2 separate regions of the Homo sapiens genome follow, and region 1 is linked to region 2. Evidence: chromatin contacts called from ENCODE Hi-C or POLR2A ChIA-PET data. All regions are on one chromosome and are shown on one strand. Each heading gives the region's core, a stretch centred on a gene start or an enhancer-like site at or near the end of the contact. The rest is flanking DNA. Distances are from core to core; before and after follow the strand shown. Region 1 holds the start of IPO11-LRRC70 (IPO11-LRRC70 readthrough). Region 2 holds the start of ZSWIM6 (zinc finger SWIM-type containing 6).

What was found. Hi-C counts contacts between places; a loop is a spot of excess contacts on that map. ChIA-PET counts read pairs that join two places held with the same protein, here RNA polymerase II (POLR2A). Pooled maps may share reads with other maps.
Region 1: a loop to region 2 is called in a pooled map, with 8 times the contacts of the local background. The contact joins the promoter of IPO11-LRRC70 here to the promoter of ZSWIM6 in region 2. A Hi-C loop is called at or near these places in 6 of 50 pooled maps. POLR2A ChIA-PET finds 5 or more read pairs at or near these places in 2 of 52 experiments (Panc1 and T-cell).

The regions. Positions count from the first base shown.
Region 1 is chr5:62,577,322-62,582,733 of GRCh38, reverse strand. IPO11-LRRC70 (IPO11-LRRC70 readthrough) reads right to left here and starts at 3,999. Exons shown (of 4, transcript NR_073584.1): 1 at 3,799-3,999. All of the region lies in intron 27 of IPO11 (importin 11), which reads right to left. It overlaps LRRC70 (leucine rich repeat containing 70), which reads right to left and starts at 3,915. Exons shown (of 2, transcript NM_181506.5): 1 at 3,799-3,915; 2 at 1,288-3,333. The coding sequence starts at 3,295. The coding sequence ends at 1,427.
Region 2 is chr5:61,328,362-61,333,876 of GRCh38, reverse strand. It overlaps ZSWIM6 (zinc finger SWIM-type containing 6), which reads right to left and starts at 1,619. Exons shown (of 14, transcript NM_020928.2): 1 at 929-1,619. The coding sequence starts at 1,604. It overlaps LOC105378994 (a long non-coding RNA gene), which reads left to right and starts at 1,661. Exons shown (of 2, transcript XR_007058781.1): 1 at 1,661-1,737. RefSeq lists silencers at 725-834, 1,615-1,754, 1,865-2,264, 2,475-2,544, 2,575-3,154 and 1 more and an enhancer at 2,959-3,529.

The DNA.
Region 1 (5,412 bases), core at 2,750-5,249, 1.2 Mb before region 2:
CTATATTAAAGATTCTTAATCAAGGGCACTAATATCTCCTAGGGACTCTCTCAACTTCTACAAGGTCTTATTCTTCCCCACTTACCTATCTCCCAAAACCACAGCTTAAATGGTTATTGTTACTGTAAAGGGTGCATCATACATTTCCAGTGTACTGGACAGATGAAAGTTTAAGAAATATTGGCCTTTACCATAAGACCTCGCTTCTGAATTTCTGCATGATATATATTTCCATGTGGAGATCTAATAAGAACCTCAGATTCAATCTGTCTAAAACTGACTCATTATTTTGCCCCACCCCTTTTCTTTCCCTAGCTTAGTGAATACAGCACAAAACTGCCTAAGCCAAAAACCTAACATCTTTGACTTCTCCCTCCCCTGCCACGCCTCAACCAATCACCAAGGCAGTTCATTTTACTTTCAAAGTACCTCTGGATCCATCCATCCTTTTTGCCAGTATCCTGGCCCAGGCCTCTAGCATCTTTCCCCTGGATTAGCAATTCAGATTCCTACTCACCTAATTCTGGCTCCGGTTTTATTGTTCCTTCCAGAAAGAGGGAAATTTCTAAAGGGTAAATCTAATCATTTCACTCTACTGCTTAAAAATCCTTCAATGGCTCTCTGTTGCCCTCAAGATAAAGCATGTAACTATAAAGCTTTCATCACCTGATCTCTCTTTCGGGCTTTAAATCGCACACCATCATTCACGACACCAGCTGTACTGAATTTTAGTTCCTGAAAAGCAGCAGGTTTTCTTCTGTTAACCCCTCTGACACGATGTTACTCAGCTCTCTTCACTGGGCTAATTTCTATTTATTCTTCGTGATCCAGTTTTGATGTCACTTTCTTCATAAAGCCATCTCTCACCTCCACAAATGTTATACTCAACAGCATCTCCAAGTACAGTACTTATCATCGCACTGTGCAGTAACCATATATCTCCTCCTCTAAATTTCAAGCTCTACCTAGAATAAGAACCACGTCTATTTTTTTCATATCACAATCCTAGAACCAAAGCAGCAATATAGTATAAAACTGAAAGCATGAACTCTAGTCAGAGAGGCCCAAAAAGTGTTACAAGCTGTGAGAATTTGGCATAGTTACTTAAACTTTAAGTTTCCTCACCTGTAAAGTATAAATAGTGCCACCTTTCAAGACTATTCACAGATTAAATGTGAAATGTGAAATATTTGGCACAGTGCTTGATACACAGAAATGTTAGCTATTATTACTTAATACAGTATATATCAAAGAAAATATTTGCTAAATGAATACACTGTTCACAAATTATTAAAAACATATTTTAATAATGCTAACCTCATATAATTCATTATATTTCCAACTAAAGTATATAATTATATAAGGAGGTTTCAGTTTAAATCATGTCCATGGCACTGAAGTTTCTTATAGACAATATTTAGTTGAGTTATAAAGCAGAATGTTCAAAAAGAATGACCTGTGCCTCATTTTCAGGAACAATTTGTTTATGAAGTCGAATCTGCTCCAAGCCAGGACTTTCTAGAGAATTTGGGGAAGTGTTACAAATTGAGGCAGTTACATTATACCTTGCTGACTGATAAAAGCTGTAGTATTCAAGTCTATTTTCCCTTGAGTTTTCTGATGCCTTTAGTTTTTGTTTAAACTGAACAACTTTGTAGATCAAAAAAATGATTAAAACACAAGCTAAGATGAAAAAAGCTAGCAAAATGTCAAAAGCCTCATTCAACTTCTCAACTTCTTGTGTACAAATTAGAGATGTTTTCCCTGACATTGAAGCAGCATCATTCGGTAGAGCACTGTTTTTTTCCAAGTTCAAGGTAACAGAAGTAGTAAGTTGTATTTGCACAGGTAACACTGCTGTAGTCTCTAATGGATTACCAAAGGCATTCTCTTGAAAAAATCTACCAGCAGGTGAAGTAGGAATTCGTTCCCAGAAAGTAATGTTCTCAGTCTCAGTATTTTCCAGAGGACTGCCATTTGTGGTTACTTTATGCCAGGCCATCATTAGCGCAGTAGTCTTGTGATGAATATGAGGAGATTTTACAACAGCCCAAGCTCTGGATACATTTATTGAAGATGTAACACAATTTGTAATGTTAATATAACGTAATGCTCTGCCACGCATGGATGGGGGATTCTGACAATAGATGTTTAGAGTAATGGCTGAAGATGCTAGCCAGTCTCGAAGGCCCAAAAGTTTGCAGTTACATTCCCAAGGATTAGAATTTGCCTGAAGATGAATCAATGAAGACAACGGCTTAAGGACCCTTGGATGCAAGGCTGTAAGATTATTAAATGACAGATTAAGGATCTTCAAAGATGCTCCCATATTTTCAAATGTATCATTATCAATGCTAATTATTCTGTTTCTATCTAACTTAAGGTAAATTAAATTCTTTAACAAACTGAATGTGTCAGAATTTAAATTCTCTAAATCATTATGACTTAAGATCAAATGTTTAAGATTATTAATTCCACTAAACCCATCCCTAGTAACATTCCTAATTCTTGAATTTTTCAGGAGGAGGTATTCCAGATTGGCAAGTCCTTTAAATGCAAAGGGCTGTATTGCTTCAATAGGATTATGAGACAAAGAAAGTCTTCTAAGACTTTTAAGTACTTCAAAGGCATTTGATGGTACTTTTGTTAAATTATTACTTCCTAAATACAAACAAGCAAGGTTTTCAAGATGTTGAAAGCCTGATTCTGATATCCTCAAAATGTTATTGTTTGATAAATCAAGTATCCGAAGAGCAACCATACCAACAAAGGTACCACTCCCAAGGACAGTGAGGCGATTCCTTTGTAGATTTAAGTACTGAACTGAAACTAGATCATTAAATACTCCTCTCGGAACAAAAGATACCTGATTATACTGTAAATATAAATTACGAAGATTTAAAAGTCCCTTAAATATTCCAGGATCTAAGCGTTTGATGAAATTATTATTTAGAAATAGAAAATATAGATGCCTCAATTGAACAAAGGCTTTTGGATATACATACAGAATGTTAGAATTATCCAAATACAATGCTACAAGAGAATGAAGTCCTGTTAATTCACTTTCATTTATATAAGATATATTATTCCCAGTCAGATACAGAAAAACTGTACTTTCAGGAAAATTCTTAGGAATACTCGAAAGGCCTAAGTTACGGCAGTTAATTTGTCTCCCAGTGCAGAGCTGACAAACAGACGAACATCCAAGTATTTCTTTGTGGAGTAATAATAAAAGATAACAGGTAACAACCAGAAACAGTCGTAGGCAAGGCAGAGAAAACTGTAATCCACACATATCCCTGTTCTTGGATTTTCTGTTCAGATCAGAATTGGCTATAAAAAGAGAAGGTAAAGCTTTAAATCACGAAAACTTCATCAAATGAATTTTTTTTATAATACTATAACTTCTGTATTCTATTTTAATTAGGATCAGCCAATAATACTATCATAAATCATACCATGGTAATAGCAAAAAATAATGAGTATGGAATACGTTCTAGAATTATTAACATGATCAGGCCATTAACCCACTATTTGACAAAATAGTTCAGATTAATGAAACATTTGCTAAGTTAACTTAAAAATTACAATTGATTACAACACAGGTGACAAATGATGTAGGAATGAGAATCTTTGAATTTAATATGTCCCTTTAACAACATAAAGTCTAATATCAAATAACATTATAATTTATGAAAATACAAATTCACTACAGAACAATTAAATTCTAAATTACAGTTTTTCACAGAACTATTTTTCATGTCAGCTAGAAGTTCATATTTAAGTAAATAATCTTACCAAGAAAAGGAAATTCGTATTATTAACACTCAGCTGATTCAGTAAAGGTTTTCTTTTTAAATCTGAAGAACGACATTTCTTAACTCCAGTTTGTTCTGTGGCACTGCTGACCTCCACCCCACCACTTTTTTTTTTTTTTTTTTAAGTCACCGTTTGCTCAGGAAACACCACTCTTCACATTGGTTCCTTTACAGTCAATGTGTAAAACAGAGGTTGCCATGGATACAGGAAGCTAAGAGACAGGAAGTAATTTTATCTGTGTTTCAAAAGTATTGCTGAACGGAAATCTCAGGAACTTATTTTTTCAGAATGCAGTTAGAGTTTTCCTAATATACACATTGAAATATCTCCTATAATATAAAAATAATAGTTTTTAAAGGATACTTGAAAACATTAGTTATTCAGAACCCAAATATCAATCAACAGACTCTAGCTATCAAACAACATAGCTACTGAATGGAAAAGGCTAGTTCAAATAAGATGTATATCGAGTAATACAATTTTTTGTAAACTTTTTAATGAATAAAATATTTATGTTGTGTTAAATACGCATTGAAGACTTAAACTTTATGCTTTATTCCTTTAATAAAAATAGGGGAAAAAATTTAGAATGAACATAAATGTTGTTATATTATCCTCCAGTGCTCTTTTTAAAATTTTCAAAATATTTTTGGTTGCAAAAAATACTGAGTACTACTTAATACGTGAGGTACTAATTGGTAGTAAGCTACTAATTAGTAGTAACGCACTAATTGGTTGTGTTGGGTTATAAGATGTTAAGAAGCTGCATACCAACTTACTGACATAGGTTATCTTTGCAAGAAAAATTGGGGAGAGTAAAAGAGGCGATGTTTCGCCCTATATATATCTGTATCAGTTTGAATCTTTTAGAACAAAAATGGAGAATTTTTTAACGTCATTTTTCAAGAATTTAAAGAATCGGATATAAATTGTTTATATTATATATTGTTCAGTCATTAACTTTCTTTCATTAACTTTAAGCTAGTTGCTTAAGCTTTCTAATTCTGACTTTTATTAATATTACTAATAGCCTGATAATATTCCTAAAATATCAAGTTATATAATTGTATACAACTCTCCTTTGATATTAAAGCAGTTTCATTTCACATCAACAATTACTTTAGAAATAATATGAATTATGTCCATATTAGAAAGCTGAAATAATACCTAGCATTATCTTTCTATGACTAAAAATTCAGCAATGCATACTGGATAGCAGATCGTTATCAAAATGACTTATGATTCTTACACCTATCCATTATGGCTGGTTACTGTTATTGCTATTTTATGCATTAAAAATGGAAAACAAAACAAGTGACAGAAATGATATGAATTTGAGGTAGGGGCTATGTTTCTCAGGTCCATTTTGTTTAGTACTTCCAATAATATACAAGGTGATATGAAGCTTGTCCCATGGATTTTTCAATTTCTTGGGAAAAATTCAGAGAAAGGGTCCTTTGAAATAAAAATAAAATTAAAGAGAAAAAACCCACAAAGTAATATAACCAGAGTATGAATTAATTTTGTTCTTTATGCCAAAAATATCCAAAGCAGTAAAGAACACTTATTAGGATGCAAAGGTAAAATTTTTAG
Region 2 (5,515 bases), core at 370-2,869:
CTGCCGACCGCGGCTCGCCCGGGGCACCACGACCTGACCACACAGCGCAAACAAAACTCGGGCGGCGGGGCACAAGGGCTGCGCCGCGGCCCGCACAGGGGTGTCTGGAGGCAGCTTCAGAGAAAAGGGAAGCGCTAGCAGCTCCTCCTCAGGCTCGCGCCCTTTAATTAGTAAGCGTCCTACGGGCGAGATGTCCCTCCGGAGACGGAGTCCGGTCCGCCGCCACCTCTCCTCTGCGCCGCTTGGAGACTGAGGAGGCGCAAAGAAAACGACATTTAAACCCCGGGCGGCCAGTGGAGCTCGCCCGGGCCAGACGCCACAGCGACCCGGGAGCGCCGCGGCCGCTCGCCCGTCGGAGCCCTGGGAGGAGCGGCGGCCGAGCGGCTTTAAGTGTATTCCCCTCCCCTCAAATCGCGTGGGGCGGGGGCCAGAAAGAAAAAGGAGCGAGCGACAGGCAGTGGGAGAGGGGGGGAGCGCCGAGCGGCCGGGCCGCGGCCGGCATTGTCTGCGGCCCGCGCCCCCTCCCCCGCCCCGCACAGCCCCGCCACACACACCCTCGCCGGAGGCCGGCCGTCCGCCCGCGCCTTTGTCCACATCCACCCCCGAAACCGGCGAACAGCCCTCCAGGATGTGCTCCCCGGAGGAGGGCGGGTAGGGGAGCGCGGGCCGGGGGCGCGGAGCCCACGGAGGGGCGCGTCCTGCTGATTCATTTCCCACTCGCGCTGGCCCGTCCGGGGCGACGGGGGGCAGGGAAGGGAGGGAGGAAATGGGCGCTCCGCTCAGGAGGACCGTCCGGGCCAGTGAGGACACCCGCAGGGGTGCGGGCGCGCGCGGAACTAGGGGCTGTCCGCAGGAGAAAGGCGGGCACCCCCCCCCCACCCAGGGACTGACGGACGGACAGACGGCTCGCGGCTGCCCCGTGACTCACCGACTTGCAGGACGTTGTCTACGCAGCCGCTTTCCAACAGCGCGATGCCCCGGCGGAAAGGCAGCCGCGTCTCGTCGCCGCCGTCCGCCGCCCCGGCAGCCCCCACCGACGGGGCCCCGGCCCCCGCGGCGGCGGCGGCGGCGGCGGCGGCGGCGGCAGCGGCGGCGGCGGCCGAGGTTGCGGCCGCCGAGGTTGCGGCCGGGGAAGACGAGGAGCCGCCGCCGCCGCCGCCGCCCGCGCCGCCGCCGCCACCGCTGTCGTCGCCGGGGCCGCCCGCGGCGCCGCCGCCGGTGTTGAAGGACGAGTACATGCAGATCTCCCGCTCGCTGCGGGGGAAGGACCAATAGACTATGCGGCGCTGCACCGGCTCCGGGATGCGCTCAAAGCGCTCCTCCACGCGCTGGAACGGCCACTTCTCCGCCACCCTGCGCGCCGCGATGTCCAGCAGCGACTCGGGGCTCTGGGTCTTGCCCGGCGGCAGCAACCCCAGCGCCGCGCCGCCCCCGCACGCCGCCGCCGCCGCCGCGCCACCCGCCCGCGGGCCTGGCCGACAGGCAGAGCTGTAGCCGCCACCCGCGCCGCCGCCGCCGCCGCTGCTGCCCCCGCCGCCGCCGCCGCCGCCCGGCCGGCAGCAAAGCCGTTTCGCGGGAGGAGGCTGCTGTCCGCGCTCCGCCATGACCGCGCCGCTTCTAACCCGACAGCGGAAGTGCCGGGACCCTATAAACGGCACTAGGAAGCGCGACACGCACACGCCGTCGCGACGCCACGATGCCATCTAGGGCCCGCCGCTCCTTGTATGGGCACAAGAGGTGGGGCCTCCGCTGTGACGCAGAAGCTGGGGCGGGGCTCTGATAGGGGGAACCTAGGGCCGGGGGCGGGGCCTATGCAAATCGCTGGGCTGAAACATAAATAGAGCGCTTGGCGGACACGGGGGTGGCGGGGGCGGGCCGTTTTGGTGCCCGGTGGGTTGTGAGAATGTCAGGCTGCTGTGACGCGGGGGAGGGCGGGGTCAGGCGGGGTTCCCGTGGGAGGGGGCGGGCCGCCGGGCCGGGCCTGAGGTGGGTGGGTCTCTGCGCCCCCTGCCTACCCCACTTCCCCCTCCAGTTCTCAGCTTCTCTTTGAAGTCCGAGAAGTGAGGATGCGCCTCGTGGGTCGCAGCGGGGGAGGAAAGGGGAGAAGAGGGGGTGAGCGAAGGGGAGGGTTCTGAGCTAAATGGAGGGCGGGGCCCACGGGCCGATGCCCCACCCCCCCCGTCCCCCTGCCCTTCGGGGGAAAAGCCTCTGGGCGGAGGAGGCGCTTTCAAAACAAAGAAATGCGGCATGGACCCCGGGGGACGCGGGTGGAGAGGAAGGCGGAGGAGGCGCGGCCAAACCCGAGCGCCTGCCAGCTTCCCCTCCAGCCGGTCCAGGGGAGCTCTCCCCACCACCCGCCGAAGCTGCAGCGGGGAAGGGGGAGGATGGCTGCGTTCGGCGGCGGCTTTCCACTTCACTTTTGCAGACCTGGTGTGGAAGGAGCGCGCCCGCTCTGCTAACCCCGCGTGGCTGCAGTGCGCCCATCCCCGAGCCCCGCGTCCGTTCTGTCTCGGCTGCAGGGCTGTGCCCGAAAACACGCAGAGCGCTCGGAACGTGCCCAGCAGCCGCGCGACCCGCGTCCGGTGCCGGCTGCCACCGTCCCGCCCTCGCTGCCTCAGCCCCTCGGGCCAGGAAACCGACCCGCCCGCTAGAAGTCGAGGAGCTCCGGCCGCCCTTGTCGCCCCCGCGGCCGCGCGGACAAGGCCCCGCTCCAGGCCGGGGTTTCTCCAGCTCGGGGTGGAACGCAGCCCGGGCTGTGGGGTTAGCAGACACACCTTTGTGAGTACACACGCCGCAGGGCGCGCGCAAGCCCCACGGGCTCGCGCACACATCGCCCAGCAGGCGGCAGACGGCGTGCCAGGCGGCGGACGGCGGCTTCGGGCGCACTTGGGTCTGCGGCCCGGCTCCCACCCCGGCACCCGGGTGCGCGGCGCCCGGCTGCGCGGAGTCCAGGCGCTCGGGACGCGCGCCGCGCTCTCAGTCGCCTTGGCGGCGCCCGCAGGGCCAGTCCCCTCGGGTCCGGGCAGTGTAGGGGTGGACCAGGGAGAGCGAGTGCAGAGTGCAGCTCGCTGGTGCCTGGACGCGGGCGAAGGCGGAGAAGCGAGTCCCTCTCTGAACCTGGAGCCCTGCGGACATTGTTCGCGCTCCACAGAGCTCGGTCAAATCTGCTTCCAAGCCGCAGACTTAATTACCGCGTCGGAGACAGGCTTCCTCCCAGCCCCACCTTCTGTTTTTACTGTAAACAGTGGTGCTGATCCGCTCCCATTGTTGGAGATAAACTGTATCTCCTTTGACACTTTCGCATCTTTTAAGGTTATTGGCTGCTCCCCACCCGCCTGCCTTGCAGCCTGGATTTAAAGGGATAGCGCGCTTCGGCGTTTTAAAGAAAATCGCCCATTCGGGGCCGAGGCCCTGGAAACCTCGAGCTACACAGTGGGCCTTCACAAGTCCCAGGCTGCAGGTCCCTGGGGTCGGGACGCTGGCCGACTTTCCGCAGCTGCCTTACTTGTTAGGAAAATTTTTGTGGCATTATGTTTTTGTATATCCGTCCAGTATTTTTCTGGGCACTTCCTCCATGTCTAGGAAAAAGCCTGTGCGGAAAACTGGAGGATCTTTATGGGCAAGTAGAGGGAGAAGTCTCTTTCAGGGGTTTCATTTCTAGATCTCTTTAAAAATAAGAATAATCTTATAATTGTGTAAAACATAGGTATAGAAGACAGTAAGTTTAAAAGTAAAACACAAGTTGGGCTCTATTCTCTTCAGAAGTTCATGATACGACTTAGGCTTGTATAATGTGTAGATTAGCAAGCATTTTCACACATAAACACATAGAATCACTGAACTGGAAAGTCAGCGATGACAAAACTGGTGCCCCCAGACAGGATAAATGACTCATTCAGGGTCATAGGGGTTGTTAGTAGAAGAGATTAATTCACATTGAACAGGGAAGTAGGTACCTTTGGAGGTGCCTAACTTTTAGAGCTTTCGTTATTATAACGAGCAAGAGACTGGATTTAAGGCACCGTCGTTTGCTGGAGGGATCTATTATAAGCTCTCTAATTCAGAGACAAATGAGGGGCCACCAGTTCAGCCTGACCCAGCCGGCCCTCCCTGCACTCTCTGGCGCTGATTACTGACCTCCTCTTGAACTGGGCCCCTCTCTGAGTTTCCCGGAATTCTGCCATCCCTCCAGTGTCTCCAACTCCTCTTTTCCCTCTTTTTTGTTTATCTTCCTTCAAACTGTTTAATGTATACCCTGCCCTGCAGCCTATCACGGTCCTCTTCATTTTGCTTGATCCACCACTTGGAGAGTTTCCACCACCCACCCTATAACCGTTTCCTAAAGTATCATCTCCCTCTCTGGCTCACGTATTTCTTCCTGGTGGCCAGCTCACTTTTCCATCACCACCAGGATGCCCACGGCCACCTCAAACCCAAAGAACCACCTTTCCCTAGAATCCAGGTTCTCTTCTTTCGTTATATTTTTGATACTGTTGCCACCTGTTCCCAGGGCCCCAAGCTTTTTCCTCTGCCTTTGCCTCTTTCCTGTAACTCCCACAGTTGACTTGTATTGTCTATCCCAGCCCCTCTGGCTGCTCACAGTCAATTATTCCTCCTCTTCACTCTGCAGGAGCCTCCTCCCTGGTGTGTCTGTATAGCCTTTCCTCCTCCAAATCATCCTCCACCCAGCTGCTGTGCTTCCTAAAGTACATTTCGGATTGTGTCACCCTCCTGCTTAAGTCCCTGTAAATGGCTCTCTGCTGCCTACTGGGAGAAATCCAAACTCAGATCTGATCTTGACCAAACCCAACTTTTCAGCCTTGCCTCCCACTAAAACCCAACAGAACGTTTCCCAGTTCCCCAGCAGGAATTCTGTTATGTCCCAACAGGACTTCTCCACCCCACACATTTGCTCAAGATGTTCCTGCTGCCTGAAATGTCTCTCCCTTCCCTTGCAACTTGTCAAATTCCTACCCTTCCTACAAGGATTTGCTCAAATGCCACTTCCTCTGGGAAAACCCACCTGGCTGTGTGATCTCTCTCTCCTCAAGCCCCTTTAACACTTTGGATCGTTCTTGTGACATTTATACCATTCTGCCTAGCATCAGAGTTATGTTTACACTTGCCTAAGCCATTGTCCTTTCTCTTTCTCTCTCTCTCTCTCTTTTCCTCTTCCTCTCTTCCCTGGTTAGAAATTCTCTGACAGTTGGGTATATGCCTTGTCCATTTCTGTAGTCCCTGAATGCCCAGCATTGTCCTGCAAGGTTTCTGTCTCCCCAGAGGTTAGCTACACCCAGGAGCCAAGGGAGAAGTGAGTGATGGTGTGTCATCTTTGGCTAGTGCTTCTGCCATCTCTCATTTTTTTGAGTAATTATAGTGTTTTTCCTGGTGTTCATAGAAATCATTACTGAATTACTTATGATTACCCTTTTCCAGCAGGCTTCTACCCCAGGGACCAAATCAGGGATAGAGCCGCCTCCAGTGTTTACCATTAGGCAATGGTAGGAAATCAAAG